4 separate regions of the Homo sapiens genome follow, and all the other regions are linked to region 1. Evidence: read pairs that join two places in POLR2A ChIA-PET (ENCODE). Cell type or tissue: MCF 10A. All regions are shown on one strand. Each heading gives the region's core, and the rest is flanking DNA. Links, peaks and the distances in the headings are about the cores only.

Region 1 (4,808 bases), core at 480-4,479:
TTTGTCCTCAGGAAGCTTACAATCTGATAGAAAAGACAGGACATATAAGTATATAATATAAAGAAAACAGTATAGGCTAGGCCAGGCGCAGTGGCTCCTGCCTGTAATCCAGCACTTTGGGAGGTTGAGGTGGTGGATCACTTGAGGTTAGGAGTTCAAGACCAGCCTGGCCAACATGGCAAAACCCTGTCTCTACCAAAATACAAAAATTAGCCAGATGTGGTGGCATGTGCCTGTAGTCCCAGCTACTCAGGAGGCTAAGGTGGGAGAATCTCTTGAACCCAGGAGGCAGAGGTTGCAGTGAGCCAAGATCATGCCACTCCAACCACCCTGGGTGACAGGGTAAGACCCTGTCAAAAAAAAAAAAAAAAAAATAGCATAGGCTGGGATAAGTGAGTGATTCAGTGTTAGCTTTAGTGTCAATAGAACTTGCACTGAAATATTCAACTTTTTTCCCACAGCCCTGGACAACTTTCAGGAAGACAGTTCTGGTCTGTAGCAATTAACACATGGTCATCCTCAGAAAAAGGGTAAGGAGGATGCCACTTGACCTAACAGAATCTTATACATGCCAATAATGTGAAGGCTTGATGGGTGTTTGTACTTAGTCCTCTCAATTATTTCCCAGAGATACCCATAACTTAAAATGCAGGAACCAAGAGATTTGAGCCTAGACATTTGGATGAAAAGCGATTTCCACCTGGAGAAAGTCACTGCCCTTCTGTGCAGAGGTAGGTGCCCTGATACTTGCCTGACAGCTGGAAAGCGTGGCTCAGAAGAGGTAGGTGGGAGAAGAGGCCACATAGTATCTCCCTGGGCCTCCTGGTGAAAAACTTGTGTGTGATTTTTCAGGCCTGACCACAAACTTGGGGAAAGCTGACCCCTACCCCAGACTTGGGGCACAGCCCATGCGTGGCAGTCTCTGGAGGGAGCTCTCAAGGTCTCAGGTCTCTCTGGCTGGTCGTAGTCATCACATATTTGCATTCCTAGCCCCTGAGCCTTCATTCCTGGGTTTATCAGAAGCCTTGGGGAGAGGTGTTCTTTAGGCGCCTCTGCTGAGGCCTTCTTTGGGTGGGGCAGGGAAGGGAGAGAAATCTTGAAGCCGCTTTTCCCCACAATGACTCAGAATCTAGTACTTCCACTCCTAGCCTTCCCCCTCCCTTGCTCTCGGCCCCAGAGTCCATAAAACTTCCAGAGCCTTTTGTTCAGGGCTCTGTCAGCAGTGAGACCACCCCAACCCGACATTCCTGCTGATCTACTTGACCCTGGGCCCCTGTGTGTTCCATGGGGGAAATGGAACAGGGAGAGTCCACGCTTTCTCTGGTTTCAGATACTTGCTTATACCATTGCAGGACATGACTGAAAGCTTGACTCTTTTGTTTTGGGCTTGTTGCCTTAATTGACTATTGTGACACCTGGCAGCTCAGCGCTCCCTCTCCCAGTTCAACTGAGCTCCTGACAGAGGGACTCCACCTTCAACTTGCCAGGGACAGGCACTCAAAGGACGGGCTTCATTTCTGTTGAAGGCTCTGGCTTCTCCTAATATGTTTCTAATTCATTTCTAGATTCAGATCTCTCTCTACCTCTCCATATCACACATTCACAAACAATAACTGCCTGAGGACCAGGAGAAGCACAGGGCCTGCCTCGTTATTCCTCCCCTGCATGCTGACTCTTCCACTGGGGCTGGGCAGAGTCAGCACATGCAGGAGGGGAATCATGAGCCAGGCCCTGGCCAGATCCAGATTTCTAGACATGAGAACTACCCAAACCCCAGAGACCCAGTTCTTCCATCTACTTTACTGAGGAGGAACCAGAGAGTCTGAAAAGTAAGTGACTTGGCCAAGGTCACCCAACTGGAACCCAGGGCCTAACCTTTGGGTTCAAACTCTGATCATGACCAGACTGCCTCCTTGAATCTTCTTTCTACTTTCCCGGTACAGTTTCTGTGCAGAGCTGAGTCCTTGGGTGCCCAGGACTACACTAAGCCCTCTCAAGTCAGTACTTTCTAGGAGGCTGTAGCCTAACTGGAGAGAGAGGTGAGACCAGGGGTTCTCAGACTTGAGCAGATGTTAGAATCAGCTGGTGGGCTAGTTAAAACACAGATCTGCTGGCCCCACCCCAGGTTGCTGATTCAGTAGGCCTGGGATGGGGTCTGAGAATTTGTACTTCTAACAAGTTTCCAAGTATGGCTGATAAGAACCACTGGACTTAACCATAAACAACCAAAAGTAACAGAGGCAGTGAATGGAAACCGAGCAAAGGCAGGTAGAGAAAGGAGAGAAATGAGGGTGACATTGTTTCTAAGGGCAGGAAATGAACTCCAGGGGCTGGTCCTTGGGAGGTCCTTCTCTTCCCTCTACCTTCATCTACCCTGACTTCGGGTGTATCTAGAAGTTTCACAGTAGCATATAAATTCCCCCTCTCTGCTGGAGGGCTCTGGCCAACAGGTGAAGCCAAAACCATCACCTGTAGGAGGTTACTTAGAGCTGGCTCCTGTCCCAACACCCTCCTCTCGGCTTCCCCGTTCACATCGCTGCAGCCGGCACAGCTGCCTGCCTCCCATGGAGCCTGGGGGCACCTGTCCTAAAGGCTCAAGGATGAAGAGTCGCGGAGGGTGGTTGTGGCCATCTCACCCACCTCTCCCTTGATTCCTCCATGTACTCACACAAGCCCTGGAAGGCCAAGGACACTGACACTCAGAAAGCTAAGGGAGTGGGTACATTACAAAAGGATTGGGAGAGGGGGAGTGGTAAAAACTCCACAGCTCACATTCATTGACTCAGCTCATCTTTCAAGGCCCCAGTTCTCCTGAGTCATCAGTGAGCATGGCCTTGCTTTCATAGTCACTAAGGCTGAATGTGGGTCATTGAGATCTAAACTGGTGTTTAAATGTAACCGCACAGAGGTGAGTCAGACACACACAAGGAGAAAAAGAGCAAAAGAGAGAGAGAAGAAAGAAGGAGACTTAGCTCTCTCTTAAGTGGGGGTGAAAATCCAGGAGCGAATCTGAAATGATCCACCTCTCCAAATCCGTCCACTGTTTAATTGGCTCCATGTAGCTATAGGGAAATTGAGGCATAACTGCTGTGTCCACTAGCCCAAAGCTGTTCCAGGGACAGCAGCAACCTCAGGAGGAGGCCAGAGATTGGCCAATGGAAAGGCAGAAAGCAGGGACTCTCCACCCAGGTGGAGGCACCACAGGGCCCGTGGAGGGAATGGACAGCTGGCATTACGGTCCCCCTACCTTTTCCCAAGACTCTTCCAGCTGACCTACTAAGGCTGCCCCTTGACCTTGAGTACAAATGGCACTCATGCCCAAACAGCCGCTTGACCAGAGCCAACCGACAACCTCCTGTGAGTTTCTCAGCCCCAGGCTGGATCTGCAGGTAAGAGACAGACATTATGTTGAGGCAAATGTAACCCATGCCAAGCAGTGTGTAGAGATTTCTACCTAGCTTTATTGTTGTGAACTCCAGACAAGAGACTTAGAAACCATGTATGATTTTCTACATCAAAAGCCTGAGTCTGAGGCTTAGGGGTCTCTCATCCCTTTTCCAACTCCCTTTGTGTGTTGCGGGGTGGGGGGTGGGGCGGAATGGAGAGTCTGCCATGGAGTCCCCACCTCTGTCCCTTCCAGAAGAGCCTGTATATGGCTAGTGGGCATTTCCCTCCCTGGAGAGGAGGTGGGGGAGGCCCTTCATGTGCTTCCTGGAGCCACAAGGAAAGAGGAGGCTGCTGATTCACCAGCAGCTGCTTCCTGGAATGGCAGTTCCGGGCTGGCAGGCAAACAGTATTTTTCCAAGGTGATCTAGGGCTGTTACAACATTCCCGCTCTGCCCCCATCAGACCTTCCTGTAAGTCAAACCAGAAAGTTACCCAGACCACGCATTCCTGAGCAGTCAAGCACAAGATTCCAGACACAGTGTTTCCAACATGTCTCGCTATCTCTCCTGGGACCTGGGATCCAGTCATCCCCACAGCCCCTGTGCTTCCTCAGCCAAGGCCATGCATTTGTCGCACTGGCCATGGAGTCACATGGAAGCCACTGTGTGGCTCCAAGTCAGCTGGGAGGGGAAGGCCTGCCCTGATTCCCCTAATGGTCTGCTGAGAAAGAGCAGAGCCCTGAGCTAGCTTTGTCCCTGCGTTTCACAAAGCCACTTTCTCTGGTCCTGCCCAGCTTTCTGAGACAGAAAGCTACCATGTCCCAGACTGAATCAGTCTCACTTTTTTTTTTTTTTTCCCCAGAAATAAGGCACAGGTTTGGAAGTGCCTCTGTTTGACCCTGGTGTTTGGTTCTCTCCCTCACATACAGGGAACATGAAGGAGAACCCACCTCTGCTGCTTTTGAAGTGCAGTGGCTTTCACTTGGAATGGACATCTTTACGGGTGGCACTGGGGGCTGTGCAGAGAGGACCAGGGAGAAATTCCAGACTTCTCAGGTTCTGCCTCTGAGACAGACAGTGGTGGGAAACACAAACAATAAAAATCCTTGGTTCCACTTTCCTCATCCCTTCCGGGCAAATGGAATCAAATGAGGGTGAGGGTGGCTGGGGAATAAAGCAGGGTGAGTGAAGAGATGGGGGACTGCTCTTAGAAGCAGTGTCTGAACTCCACCCCCTCCAGGATGAACTGGAAAGTGCTTCTTCTCCTCCCTCCCTTGACTGATGGCTATGGGAACTTTAGATGGGGAAATACGGATATACTGATCTCTCAACCAAATGTAATTTGTATTAAGAATTAAGAGTTCACAAGTTATTCTCTGTCTCTCTCTCTTTTTTTTTTTTTAAAGAAACAGCCTTGCCCTG
Region 2 (4,808 bases), core at 371-4,370, 99 kb before region 1:
TTAATCAATCTCCCACTGAGAAACATTTGGATCAGCTCAAATTTTTCACTATTGGCATACATCTGATGACCTGATTTTTAAGGTGACTCTTCAAGCACTTGTAAAAGATATTTTGGGGCAGACTGTGGGAAGAGTAGAGTAGGGATATGAGGGAGCCCAGGGAGGGAAATGTTTTATGAATTGATATTGTTCTTGGTACATAAAGGACATCAGTTAACGGGAATGAGGTGGGGAAGGGATAGCGTGTAGTGGGAGAAAGTCAGAGAGGGTGAAATGACAGACATGGAGAGAGAAAGAGGAACCCATAAAGACAAACAGATGGAGAGAGAGAGAATGTGACAAGAATAGATATAGAGAGATTCAAATAATCCTCAAGGATGCTCAAAATAATAAAAAATAGTTTTGTGATGATTGCCAAAAAGGCCAATAGCATTTATAGAATTCAAGTGATGATACGTCATTGAAAGAAAGAAAAGGGGATTTTTCTGTGAGACAAATTGCCCAAAACCTGAGGGGGAGTTTTGTCATCAAAATACATAAGGAGTAATCTTTTAAAAACTCTGAAACAAAGAGCAAATAATTTAAAGAAATCTCGGCCAAGCAAGGTGGTTCATGCTTGTAATTCTAGCGCATTGAAAGTTTGAGGCGGGAGGACAGCTTGAAGCCAGGAGTTCAAGACCAGCCTGGGCAACATAGTAAGACTCCTCTCTAAAAAGCAAAAATAAAAAAAATTAACTGGATATAGTGGTGGGTGCCTATATTCCCAGCTACTTGGGAGGCTGAGGCACGAGGATCACTTGAGTCCAGAAGTCTGAGGTTGCAGTGAGCCATGATCGTACCACTGCACTCCAGCCTGAGTGACAGGCTGACAGAGTGGGACGCTGTCTCAGAAAAAAAAAGAAAAGAAAAAGAAAAAATAAAGAAATCTCATTCTACTTTACTTACCACACACATATGTTCATATCATGTGTTAAACATTGTCTTTTAAAAAATAGCTTAGGGCCAGATGTGTTGCCTCAGGCCTGTAATCCCAGTACTTTGGGAGGCCAAGGTGGAAGAACTGCTTGAGGTCAAGAGTTAGAGACCAGCCTGGGCAACATACTGAGACTCTGTCTCTATTTCAAAACAAGCAAACAGCTTAGAAAATCATTTTCTTTAACTCTTACCTCTGATGCTTTTAATTATGTGTTCTCTTATGGTGATTGGCTGGGGTTAAAATATTCTGTAGCATTGCTTTGCATCATAGCCCCAGAGAAAATGAAAGGGGAAGAAGGAGTTAGCTTCCCTTTTCCCCGCTGTTCTGCCTGCTTCCTGTTTCAGAAAAATTAAAATAAGGTGTGAACAGCCACTTTCTCTTGAACATATTCTTCCATATATACTGGGGTAGGGTGAGGCATGTATTTGTGGGGGCTGGAGGATGGCCTCTGTTACAAAATTTCCTATGGACATTCCTTATCTACACTAGTGGGGAACAATGAAAATTACTTGTACAATGAACATCACTTATACAGGACGCGTATTACGGTACATTCTAATTTTTAAAAATATCAACTCACATAAAGAGGAGGCCAACCCTGACTTATCTCATGGGCAAGCTGTATGGCACAAATGAAATTACTAATGTGAAAGTGTTCGGTCAACTCTAAAGGTCCTTACAAGTTTGTGGGTTTTTTTTTTTTTTCAGACAGAGTTTTGCTCTTCTTGCCCAGGCTAGAGTGCAATGGCATGATCTCGGCTCACCGCAACCTTCACCTCCTGGGTTCAAGCGATTCTCCTGCCTCATCCTCCGGAGTAGCTGGGATTACAGACGCCCGCCACCACGCCCAGCTAATTTTGCATTTTTAAGGGAGACAGGGTTTCTCCATGTTGGTCAGGCTGGTTTCGAACTCCCAACCTCAGGTGATCCGCCCACCTCAGCCTCCCAAAATACTGGAATTACAGGTGTGAGCCACCACGCCTGGCCACGTTTGAGGTCTTTTTAATGATTAGAAATTTCTTATACTCTGGCATCTGTAGAATCCATTCAAAGCCATAAATTTCTGCTTCTTTCCCACACCTGGTGGGAGAAATGGGGGAATAGGCCCACAAATCGCCTTGGCTTTTGTGGTCTCCCAGTATGCTCTTTTGCATGGACAGAAAAATGAGGGAAATGCTTTTACCTTCATCAAACCTATTGGAAATGGTTAAGTTTCCCTTCTTTTGACTAAAACAAAACTAAAAACCACAAGAAACCTACTCAAGATTGGCTCATATGAATCACATCCTGTGTGGAACCCTGTCCTGTGTCAATGACACTTAGACACAGAGCAAAGAAGGGAGAGGGTGGGTCACTGTTTCTAAATGCAACGAAGGGCACTTTCATTAAAGCACTAAGGCTGCATGCTCAACAGGTTTAGCATGACTCAGCAAGATGGGTCACTGAACACCATCCACCCAAGGGCAAATGAGCTTGTCCAATCACATGACCTACAAGATCAGGGGATAGCAAACCAGACCTATGGTTTGCTGAACAGCCTGCACAAGCCAGTCCCGTTACATACAGAACAGTCAGAGGAGAAGGTCACCGCCAGGGCAGTGGAGACCACTGCGGATCCTCTTCTCAACACTGCTCTACCATGTTACCTTGTGTCTAGTTGTGTGTCTGCCAACCACTTCTACAGAAGGTGCTGAGGCAAACCTCCTCAAAGGTTCTGATTTGGATCTTCCATTTGGAGAAGACTTTGAGTCTGTCCATATTCGTGGCTTTTTTTTCTTGCACTGGGAACTGATGCATTGCAGACACAAATGAGCCCAATGTATTTTAAGCGAGAAAAAGTTCCCACCCTCACCACCAATTACACCCTTGTCATTTTTTTCTTGTTCTAGTACCTACGTGTGATTTAGTACTTTCCGAGCATTCCATTCTTTCTGAAAGCATAAGCACTAATATGTGTAATTTGCTTGCCTTGTCATTCTGAAATCTTTTAATGCATACAGTTCAGACATCCTGTTTGTTTAATATGAGCAATGCCAACTTTATTTACTGTAATAAATGTACTTCTTTATTCTTCTGGAAAAAAAGGGAAATTAATTGAAAAAGACACATTTAAGCTATTCCAGTGTGTAATACAGAGGCTGCTGGTAAAATATAATACAATGTCAGGGAATTCCACAATCTTGTTTGCTTTTTGGTTTCATTTTCATATTTTTCTTAAATATGGCATTGCTACAGTACAAAGTAGAAGAACATATTTTAGTGTCTGATTCACAGTCTCTTTACTAACTTTGGAACTTTAAAACCTGGGCAACTCTGATAGTGAGAGGGTTCAAGAAAATTGACATATGTGGTGAAATGTACTTTTGTGGCCTAGCTTTGCGTTTCAGAGCTGTTATACAGTCAGATTTTTTTAAATGAATATCTGCAACTGTTCCAACAATTCTGGTTTATGAAAATGTTGCTGGTTTTGCATAGGAACTTCATAACCTGCATGATATTACTCATGGGTATTTGTGGGTTTTGCTTTAGATATGGAAAGGACGCCTCTTGGCAAACATATTTTTTCTTTTGCTTCTCAGAGGTTTTGTATTCAGCTCAAAAATCCCCAGTATCTGTTTCCTTAGGTTCATGGGCTCCTTTAAACTTTACATTTGTATTTCTATTTTTTTTTCCAGTCAACTTCATGGATGTTTTGGAACGTCCTTTGTGCAAATTCACTCCCCAATGTTGCAGAGAGATTTTGCTTCCTTTTACCCTCTTCCAGTTGATTTTCTTTTCTTTTTTTTTCTTTTTTTTGAGACAGAGTCTCATTGTCATCCAGGCCAGAGTGCAGTGGCACGATCTCAGCTCACTGCAACCTCCGCCTCCCGGGTTCAAGCGATTCTCCTGCCTCAGCCTCCTGAGTAACTGGGATTACAGGCATGCGCCACCACCATGCCCGGCTTATTTTTGGATTTTTAGTAGAGACGGGGTTTCACCATGTTGGCCAGGCTAGTGTCGAATGTCTGACCTCAAGTGATCCGCCTGCCTTGGCCTCTCAAAGTGCTGGGATTACAGGCATGAGCCACTGTGCCTGGTTGTTGATTTTCTTTAAACAGTCTAACAACTTTTCCTGTGACATGTTTAGGCCTCTGAGTGTAATCCCTGTGGAAGATGGTACAGTGTCTGAAATTCTACATATACATTGACTTCTGACCTCTTTGAAAATGTGATCTGTAAGAAGGCCACACAGGCTTTCAAATGCAAGATGGTTTCAGACTCAACATGGTTTCCTTTGAGGTTGTTACTAGGAAATAATTTGAACAACAAGTGTAGTCATCACCATATCCTGACATGCCAGCAGGAAGATAAATTACTGCTTGTAAGTTACAACATTTCACCTCCACCCATGGCAATTTTTATTATATTACCCATTTGTCCTCTCAGTAAATGATGTCTGTAAAAATAGTTGAAATAGTTGAAAGGAATTTAATTTAAAATATACTCACATGTATTCACCTAAGTACAAAGACACATAGCATTTCAAAATAAGTAAACTCAGCCTTTTCTCCCTTGAAATGTATCAAATACTAAAGCTTTTCATAGCATCTTGATCCTAAAAAGAACAGCAGAAAGCCATTTAATCCATTCTCAGATATCTGGACAGACTAGCCAGCAGTATGCTAGTCTTCAACAAATGTGACCAAGGCTTCTTGTTACAGTTTTGCTTTATTTGTGGCAGAGTTTTTTTTTTTTTTCTCTCTCAGGTGAATATATTCGGTTCAGAGTATTGGGTCAACTACAGGTCCCACTTAAAGGAGTAGTAAAAAGAAAGATTTGTCAGGATACATGG
Region 3 (4,808 bases), core at 376-4,375, 93 kb after region 1:
TTATATTACAGAAACAGGTAATGTCTCTTTTGGCTAGGGTCTACTTTCAATATTTAGAGACTATTCAGCCTTAAGATAGCATTTAAGGTTCTACTTTTTGTTTTGTTGTTTTTTTTGTGTGTGGGTTTTTAAAAAATTGAGACAGGAGTCTCACTTTGTCATCCAGGCTGGAATGCAGTGGTGCAGTCCCAGTTCGCTAATGCAGCCTCAACCTCCCGGGCTCAAGCAATCCTCTGGTAAGGTATCCACATTTCAAGTTGAAATGGCATTTCCATGTATGGGAAACAAAAGAAAAAAAGCCAGCAAGTGGCTCTCCCTCAAAGCCCAATCATATTGCTATCAGCACGTTTTCCCATGCTGGTTGGGAAACATTTTGCAAAACTCTGATTATCTGTTTGTACAATCCAACCACATGTACCACACACAGGATGGGAATCTGACTCACAAAGTTCAGGTTTGGGAGGATGCTTTTCATAAAATGCCACTGACTCAATGCCTTGCTGGTAAAGTGAAAGTGTAATTATTAAATGCTAAAACAAGACAAGCTGCAGTATTTGTACTGCTTGCTTTTTAAAAATAACCCATTTTAGATATATGCTCAGTCAGCTAATCTTTTGCTCCCTGGATGCCCCCAGGCTCTGATAATAATGCCTTATCGAGCAGCAGGCTTCACTGTTGAGAGCTGCCAGCAGCATGCCAGCCCTCACTCACATTAAACAGACGCTGCACGCTTCCGCTGTCTCCCCCGAGCTCAGGGGCTCCATCCCTAACAATGCCACTGTCAGTGCAGGCACCAACAGCTGTAATGAGCCCCCAACAGGAACTTTGCCTTTCTACAAACTCAGAAAAAAAATAACGCTTATATTTTCATAAAGAAGGTCTGACACATTTGGCTTTGGCTTCTATAAAAAGAAAAGTGATCGTCTAACCCATTTGACTTTTCATACCAAAGACAATCACCTGACAGTCATGTAAGGGAGCCAGGGGAGATTCTTCCCCCCTGGGAACCAATGTCTGGCGATATGTTTGGTTGTTATAACTGGAGAGGTGCTGCTGGTATTTTGGGATGCTGCTAAACATCCACAATGAACAGGACAGCCCCCACCCCCAACAAAGTAGGCAAATGGCACTGCATTATGCAAATCAGTGATTTTTTTTTTAATTGTAAAGGATGAAAGCTTACCAGCCACTAGATTATTAAAACAACCTGACCTGTTGGTGAGGGTCAAGAAGGTGACGGCAAAGTTCTGAGCAATGTGGAAGGGTACTTTTTTTTTTTAAGTCACTTACAACTGGTGATAAAGATCATTTTTTTTAGCCCGGTAAAGCAGACAGCTCTGAGTGGCGATGATGGCTAACTGGGCATGGTGTTTTAATTGCGATTGGCCAGAGATGTGTCCTGAAGCCCAAATAAGAGGCACAAATCAAGTGAATGAGCAGATCCTGTATCTATGAGCTTCCAGAAGAGAAAACAGAAACCAGTCTTACCACTGAATGTCCCCAAAACTGAACTCATGCCATTCCATTCTCTCCAGGCTTCAAACCGGCCAGAACCCTGGCCACTCCTCTTTAAAAAGTCCTATCAGGTGTACCTCCTTAGTGTTTCCTTGACCCCACTCCCATGATTGCTGCCTTGGGGCAGGCAGGTCCATGGGCCACTGGCCCTCACCAGATCTGCTGCTATTAGCCTCCTTCTATAGACAGCAGACAGAGAGGAGCTATGACATATTTGTTCCCTATTTTTCTTGATTGTGTCCAACTCATCTTGAACTGCCTTTCACCACTGGTAGATATGATTGTAGAAGGTCTGGGCTGGCTGCAGGGATAGGTTAGTTTCCACTTCGCATGCCCTCAGAGAAAACCGTGGAGTCTGTGGCTCGGTGGTCCCTGGGGAGTGAGGAGCCAGAAGAACAAGGAAGCTGACTGACAAACACATCCCAGGATTCACTGCACAGCGACGGAAAAACGTGTATGGAGAGGAGGGAAGAATTTGGCTAGCAGGGATCTCCTCTTTTGTTTTGGTTGGGAGTTATATATTACATCATTTTAATGTTTAGAACGTCATATACCACAAGAATGGAATTAAGAGATTCTGGGAAGAGTTCCAGGACTCCCATTTGTAACACCTAAGCCATAAGTCATTCAAGACCAGAAGTGGGCAGGAGTGAGCTAAAAAATACAGGCTCTTTTGCTATAACTAAGAATTGGAAGCCTCCCACAGAAAGGAAACAGGAACTCCCTGGGTGGCCCCAAAGAAAAGACAGGGCATGCCAAAGCCCTCCAGCAAAAAAGGGGAGGGTCTGCTGGCGAGCCTGAGCCAAACTATTAGCTTACGGGGAAGGAAGGAAAAAGAACCTTGTAAAGAAAGAGTCAGTCGCTCTTGATAGCACATGGGTTAATACAGGGATGGAGACGGGAGGTAGACAGGGCGTCCTCACAGCCTGATGCAGGGGCTGCCAGTGAACAGACTAGTCTTGCCAGCGGGATGAGAAAGATCGTGCAAGTGGCAACGGGAGCAAATGCAGCCTACTGGGGCTGCTACTCTTGCCATTCTGCCTCTTGCTTTAAACCTCCCAACCCCTATAATAGTGACCCAGAACCCACCACTAACCAGAGACAGTACCAAGGACCAAGGACTCGAGCTACGCCTCCCCCCAGTAATCTCACTGCATCCTACAAAAAATATAACGGAGCACTTGATATGCAAATGCAGCTTCAGACAAGCCCCCCAGACTCTTCAAGCAGATGACGGCTCTGAGCCTGTCTGAAAGGAAAATCCAGGAATTGCCACAGGGAGCAGCTGCCATGGAGGGTCACCAGCTGAGACTATAAGATGAACAATCTGTTCATGAGCTTCAGGCTTATAAGCTTCCCAAAGAATGTCAGTTTCATGAGGGCAGGGACTCTTTTCTGTTTTGCTCACTGCTGCGTCCTCAAGGCTTGAAGGCGAGCCCTATGCCTTGCAAGCACTCAGTGCATATCTGCTGAATGAATGAACACCTTCCCCCCTAACCTGCCAGTGCACAACTCTCTACACGACGAGTCTGCTAACTTTATGTTGACATGGCTGTTTCTGCTCATGAGATGCTGTGGATAATTCCGGACCTAGAAGAGATGGATGCAGCTGGGTTCTCAGCAGAGATTAAGTAATTAAGGAAAACCCAAGTTATTTAAAAACTAGAACATATTACAGGGTATGATTTTGATCCAAAGCAGTCAGGTTTTTAGACTGTATGATTTTGTCTTCAGGGTGGGGTGGCAGCCCCTTGGCAGCCGCTTCAGGTCCTACCTGGCAGTCCCAGCTCATCACAGCAGGACTCAACCCAGCTTCCTAGGGAACCATCTGCAGCCCACACCCGAGGGGCTGCTTAAAGCAATCAGTTGGCTTTAGTCTCACAGCCAATCAGGTTGTACTTCTGAGCACAGACTGGCACATACTTAAGAGTTTCCCCTAGAACCCAATGTTCATTTTCAACTACCTTTCCTTTTGTAGCATAAGGACTATATTTACTACATGCTATCTACTGTACACTTTTCTTCCATGTGTATTGGTCTTCTCTTCCTAATTAGAATGAGTTTTTAAAAAACTGTTTCTAGCCAGGCACGGTGGCTCATGCCTGTAATCCTAATACTTTGGGAGGCCAAGGCAGTAGGATTGCTTGAGGTCAGGAGTTCAAGACCAGTGTGGGCAACATAGCAAGACCTCCAACTCTGCAAAAAATGAAAACAAATAAAAGAACTGTTTCTTTTGCCTAGCATTCAGTCAGTGGGATCCTGGATTGACTGATTTTTCACTAAACCACCTGGCAGAACACCCATCTCATTTTCACCTTTTGAGCAGTCCTGGCACTTGGTGTTTCAATACAGGGCCCTACTGAAGCCAGAGTATCTATAACTTGGCAGGCTTTAAGGGTTCCAAGTTGGGTCCAGGAAAACCATAACCAAGCAATCATCACCCCAAAAGCTTTCAGTCATCATGAGACACAGGGGCAAAGTGTGACCTGGGTTGTGTTCTGGTTACATCAAAGATTTAAATTATACTATCTTAGCAGACATGGAGGTGGCGGTCTACTCAGTCTCTAGGTTGTCAGTGATAATGATGGCTACCAAAAACAAGACCAGTTACAACAGAACAACCTCAAACTGAAAAAAACAGGCCAACTATTTCAAATCCTTTTGTCACACCAAATATCTTGGCAGTCGCGTCCAAAGAGACAGAGCCAAAGACACAGCTTGAACTTCAGGTTCTCTTATTCCTATTCATTTTTGTGGCCCTATTTAGCTACAGAAGGTCAGAAAGCCTGGTAGCCGGAGAGGACAGAAGCAAAGGTCCCAAATAATCCCCCAAAAATCCAGATCCTGGAGAAGGCCTATGCACATTTTGTCTTCAGAGAATCTTCAGCAGAGAAGGAGGCGGGTCCAACATATGTTGGCCCCAAAGTCAGATCCTGTCTTACTATGGAAATAAATCCACAATTAATAACCTAAAAAAAAGATGGAACACTATGAATAAGGTAGGAACATGCAGAGACAGGAAACACCATGTTCTGGCTCATTTTCTATTTTGATCTGAGCCAAAGGCAAACTGCAACAAATGACCCGCAGCAAACCAGATTGTATTTGTAGCAGCCACTGCTCAGGGAAAGGGGGAAACCTGGTTCCAAACAGATCAGAGGAAATATCCTTAGGTATTTCCCAAAAGGCCAAAAACCACCTATTGTGGAAAACTGCCTCTATTCCCGTCTAATGACAGTATTCTCAGTTGTACATATTAGAGACTCAAAACTTCTATTTGTGATATAATGGAA
Region 4 (4,808 bases), core at 353-4,352, 51 kb after region 1:
ACAAATAAGCAATCAACTCCAAGTGCCATGTTCACATTTAAGAATTTATATCAATGCCACTGCACTGGTGTTTGCCTTCCTTGGTCATGGGGACCAAAAGAGGCAGGCAGAGAGAACAAATTTCAAAATCCCGTCTGGGCTGTTATATGACTTATTTCTCCACCTAAAATGCAATATCCATGAGGAGACTCATTGCCTTCGTTTCTATATCTTTATATTTCGGGGTTCCCTTCAGTGCCTAACACAGTGCTTTGCAAATACCAGGCCCATAATAAATGGCTATTAATCTGAACAGCAACTCCCTCCCTGACCATTGGGTTTGGCCAGGTTCCCAGGAGACCGCAGTGAGGAAGGATTAGGGAGGATGTGGGGGGAGCTGGGTGGATTCTGGTTTGTGCTGGGACCCTGGGACCCATCTGGGACCTCTACAGCCAACGTGAAGCTGCTATTGCCTGCAGAGGTCCCCTGTCTTGGGGATGACCTAAGACCAGGACAGCATACTCTGTGGCTCTCAAGTCCACCCCAGACCAGGCGTCAATCCTTCAAGACCAGTCTAGAACCAAACTGATTCCAAGAGATAACAATTTGCCCTGCTTGGTGACTGCCTGCTCATGTTTGGCTTATAGATGAGAAAAACCTTTGTTCCTTTTTTTTTTTTTTTTTTTAAAGGAGAAGAGTATTAAAAATTCCACTGACTGCCCAAACAGGATTTACATGAATTTAACTGGCTACTGCAGGACACAGTGAACTCTTGGAGTGGCTTCTGTCATTAAGACAGGGTCCGTGAGCAGACGGGTCAGCCAGGTTGGGCAGCAGGCTGGTGTCCTGGTATCCCCGGCATGTTCTGATGGACACAGATTCTTCCCTTTCTTCAGAGGCAGTAGGCGTGGGTGAAGCAGGGTAGGCAGGCTGGAATGCTGGTGCTATCTGGTGACTGTTCAGGTGAGTTAGTCAAAGGACAAGAAGAAGAACTGTCTCGAGTTAGAAAGCAGGGACTCTGGTCTTAGCTCTGTCACCTTTCTGGGCCTCAGTTTCCTCATCTGTAAAACGATGGGATGGGACACGATGATATTCCCTCCACATTTCTCACATCAGTCAATCACTATATCCTCACATATGTCCTCCTCTGCCCAGGGCAATGCTACTCAAAGTGTGGTCCACAAACTGCCGCTCATCTGCAAACTGGCGCTGACCCATGGTGAGGTAAAAGTAGAGGCACAGAGTTTTTCGAAACTATTTGACAGTATGACAAACTATCATACTGTCATACTACATGACAATATAAGTCCGCTGAATCTAATAATAAAAATGTGGTCTTCTGTTTTATATGTATTTGGAAATTTCATTTTTCTAGTAATTTACTTTTAATACATTTTATAAAAAGTATTGGTCCTAAACGGACTGAAAAAGGAAAAATTAAAACACATTGATTTATCACCACAGATAAATGGAAGAGCTCATTTCTCTCCTGGGCTGACTTTTTCACTCTTAACTGAAGCTTCTCTGTCTCCAAAGCCTCTGCATCCCTTCCTAGGCCAAGTTTGGTGTCTCTCCGCCTGTGCTCCAATGGTGTTTGGTACACACTTCTAATGACAGCATTTCTTGCACTGATTGCATCTGTTGGTTTCCCTGCAGATCTTCTCCATGCTTATTTCAGCTCTCTAGCCCCAGAACAAGGTACCTGGCACAAGGCTGGGTAGCCAATTAAGTACTAACTGAACTGAACAAGCTCTGAGTTTCTTACCTTAAACTTTGGTTGCATTCCCTTTATTCATACACCCCTTGAGTGTAAAGTGTAAAGTTCTGCGCGTGGTGGATGCTAAGGAACTGAGGAAGCAATGGTGAGAACTGCTTTCTGCATCTGGTGGTAAATCTTTTATGCTACCAATCCCATTGCGCTGTTCCTTTTCCAGCTCTCAGTCTGATCCTACTGTTACTGTAAGTGTCAGCTTGGGCAACACAGTGAGACCCTGTCTCTATAAAATTTTTTTTAAAACTAGCTGGGTGTGGTGGTGTGTACCTGTAGTCCCAGCTACTTGGGAGACTGAGGTGGAAGGATCACGTGAATCCAGGAGTTTGAGGATATGATCATGCCACTGCACTCCAGCCTGGGGGACAGAACAGGATCCATGTCTCCAAATAAATGAACAAACAAACTTATTTAAAAAACCCCCAAAACAAAGAAAATTGGGCTTGTAGGTACAAAAGCCAGTGACTAATGTGTGTGGCTGGTGATTAAAAATCCTTACAAACCAGACAAGACAAATCACTCCTGTATATCTTGTGTAAAATTAAAAGGTCAGCCAGGAAGAAAAGGAATGATGAAATTTCTTAAGTTCTTCATCAAGCTGAAAAGCTCATTTGATGCTTTGGGTATTTTTTAAAAAGGCATTTCATGGAAAACTCCCAAACCAGAAGAGATGGAATATTACATAGGAAACCATTTAAAAGCTCAGAAAATCCTTTAAGTCCAAATCAAAGAATGCAATTCCCATCATATGGAACTCATTTCTTTTTGAAAGTCAGTAAGTCAAAAATTTTTTACTAGGAATCGGCTGGTTCCCTCTGCATTTTTTCCAGAGAAGGCAGTTTGGGAACACAGTTCCAGAACCTCAGCCTCATGAGTTCTACTCCTGGATTTTCCTGGATTTTCTCTCTGAGGCTGTGGAAAAATTCTCTTTCTCTCTCTGCTTCTGAGCCCTGCTTTAAAAAAAAAAAAAAAAAAAAAAAGGGTCATGTGATCATCTGCCCAGTTTCAGGATGTAGTATATGAAATCCTGTCCTCAGAGCTCCCTGAGTGCTTCTGATCCCCAGAGCCAGACAGCCTATGCTCACGTAGAGTTTGTAGAACACAAGAAAGCACCACAGACATGACAAGTGATATATTTTCCCATTAGAAAAGGAACTCTATTCCTCAAATTAAGAAACAGAATCAACTGATGAAAAAAATTTACCAAAATTCAAGATCTGAAAAACATGAATTATTTGAAAGTAGAACATTTTACCTGTCTGATCTAGGTAATAAACAAGCTAGAGTTCCAGCCACTCAGATAAAAACTGCAGTTACACTCTGAGTTTTACAGCCTTTCCACACAATGTTCTATCCACCCACAGAGTCGGGATCCCGTTGACACAGAAGTGAACTTGAAGTTTTTGATCTGGGTTGCGTGACAGATTCCTGACTAGAAAGGTGGTGCTATCTCTCCTCCTGTAACTTTCCACTGATGCAAAGGAGGTCACAAGCGCCAGGAAGCAGCAATGACAAGCATGTGTGGGCAGAGGATCATGTGCCAAGGCAGGGCACAAGCCTTCTCTTCCACAAGAAGCATTTATGCCATCTTATTGGCACACATCGGGGAGGCTGTGCGCCTTTGTAGTTTATGCCATAAAGGAGCCAAGCCTCCAAGCTATAGCTCTGGGGATGCCTTTTCTTTCTTATATGGTTCAGGAGGCAAGGAGCGTTCTTCACCCTGCCAGGCCCTCAGAGGTGAGGACTTGAGCCATCCGAGAGGCTCTGGCAGTTCTGGGTGGGGGGCTGCCCCAATCTGACTCCTAGCTGGCTGGAGCCAGGTGTGACAGGTGACTTGCCTGGCAGGGTGCCCTTTGCCCTCCTAGGAGCTCCCCAGGCAGGCTCTGCAGTGGGCCTTCTAGAGGAGGCTTTGCAGCAGGTATTCACCCTGGGCCACAGTCACCTGCCAGGCATTGGCTCTCAAGACCAGAACCACAGGTTTAATAATTCTACATCCGAACCAAATGGAGACAGTTAATGATCCCACTTGCTAGTGCCAAGGAAAACTCACCGGCTATGTGAAAAGGAAGAACTGATGGATAATATGAGCAGAGGCTCTACTTGAGTCATTAAACCAAAGTAAGATGAGAGTTCACTGTGTGGTGACTCTATTTTCAGGCAAATTGGAGGCAACTAAACACTTAAATCCTACCTAAGTCTCTCACCACCCCTAAGTGTCTCCTCCGGAGGCTCCTCCTCCTCCACCCTCCCTTATAGGATAGCTGGTTCCCTAAGGTTCTGTTCTTGGCTCTTGCCTGGGTTTACTTCCAGCATTCCTGCCACACCATATGGTACCTTTGTGCACATTAGAAAAAGGTGCCCCTTTCTCAAGACATCTGACTGCCATCTGCCAGAAAATTCAATCATTGCACAAATCTACAATGACTAGGATACGGTGGCACTCCCTAGGGTTGTTCAGGGCCCAATCTGCCCAGTTGTGCACAGTTGCCCTGCTTGACACTTTACCTTGCAGTTGAGTCCCGTGAGTTCAAGTATTCCCTTAGACAGATGGCTCCCCAGTCTAAATCCCTATCCTGACACCTCTCTCCGGAGAGCCAGGCCGCATCTCTAACTGCTTTATGGGCAAAACTACCAGAAGTGTTTCTTTAAACACAAAAAAACAAAAACTAAACTGTACTCTGTTGCTATCCCTACTCAGTTAAAAGCTCCTTCACTGGAAATCTCGGAGTCATCTTTAACGCCTACTCCTTGGTCCCCCAACCACATCATCAGACTCCCTTCGATGTGAATCGCTCCCCCTCCTCTTTTCCTTTCTCTTCCCACCATTACTGGCTTGCCCCAAGCTGTGACTGTTTCTTGCCTGACCTATGAGAAGACCTCCTACTTGAACTCCTGGCTTCCAGGCTTACTCCTCTGTTACTTACTCTAACACACTGCATTTATTTCCCGTTAGTCTCTTCCTCAAAAACCTCTGTTGGCTTCTATTGAAAGGCAAATAAAATAAAGCCCACACTTCCTAGCCCAACATTCAAAACCTTCCAGGTTCTCACCCCCATCT

What was found. Peaks named below come from ENCODE experiments on the same cell type or tissue, not always from the same donor. Only the 100,000 strongest peaks of a DNase experiment are listed, where the experiment ranks them.
Region 2: POLR2A ChIA-PET joins it to region 1 with 18 read pairs; 9 of 35 experiments call an interaction of 5 or more read pairs at or near these places.
Region 3: POLR2A ChIA-PET joins it to region 1 with 25 read pairs; 16 of 35 experiments call an interaction of 5 or more read pairs at or near these places.
Region 4: POLR2A ChIA-PET joins it to region 1 with 27 read pairs; 18 of 35 experiments call an interaction of 5 or more read pairs at or near these places.

Annotation. Positions count from the first base shown.
Region 1 is chr14:61,561,042-61,565,849 of GRCh38, reverse strand. LINC01303 (long intergenic non-protein coding RNA 1303) reads left to right here. Exons shown (of 5, transcript NR_110416.1): 3 at 462-530; 4 at 609-4,808. Among named protein-coding and RNA genes, the nearest start is that of LINC03033, 7.1 kb to the left of the region's middle. RefSeq lists an enhancer at 3,064-4,263. In MCF 10A, for the core only: no CTCF peak of the experiment used is centred there; DNase peaks (open chromatin) are centred at 1,089, 1,399, 2,829 and 3,799.
Region 2 is chr14:61,660,271-61,665,078 of GRCh38, reverse strand. No RefSeq gene overlaps it. Among named protein-coding and RNA genes, the nearest start is that of HIF1A, 33 kb to the left of the region's middle. In MCF 10A, for the core only: no CTCF peak of the experiment used is centred there; a DNase peak (open chromatin) is centred at 2,398.
Region 3 is chr14:61,468,024-61,472,831 of GRCh38, reverse strand. The region is part of intron 9 of PRKCH (protein kinase C eta); the gene reads right to left. Among named protein-coding and RNA genes, the nearest start is that of PRKCH-AS2, 75 kb to the left of the region's middle. In MCF 10A, for the core only: a CTCF peak has its summit at 2,163; DNase peaks (open chromatin) are centred at 391 and 2,141.
Region 4 is chr14:61,510,172-61,514,979 of GRCh38, reverse strand. All of the region lies in intron 10 of PRKCH (protein kinase C eta), which reads right to left. Among named protein-coding and RNA genes, the nearest start is that of PRKCH-AS2, 33 kb to the left of the region's middle. RefSeq lists an enhancer at 1,611-1,780. In MCF 10A, for the core only: no CTCF peak of the experiment used is centred there; DNase peaks (open chromatin) are centred at 2,259 and 3,259.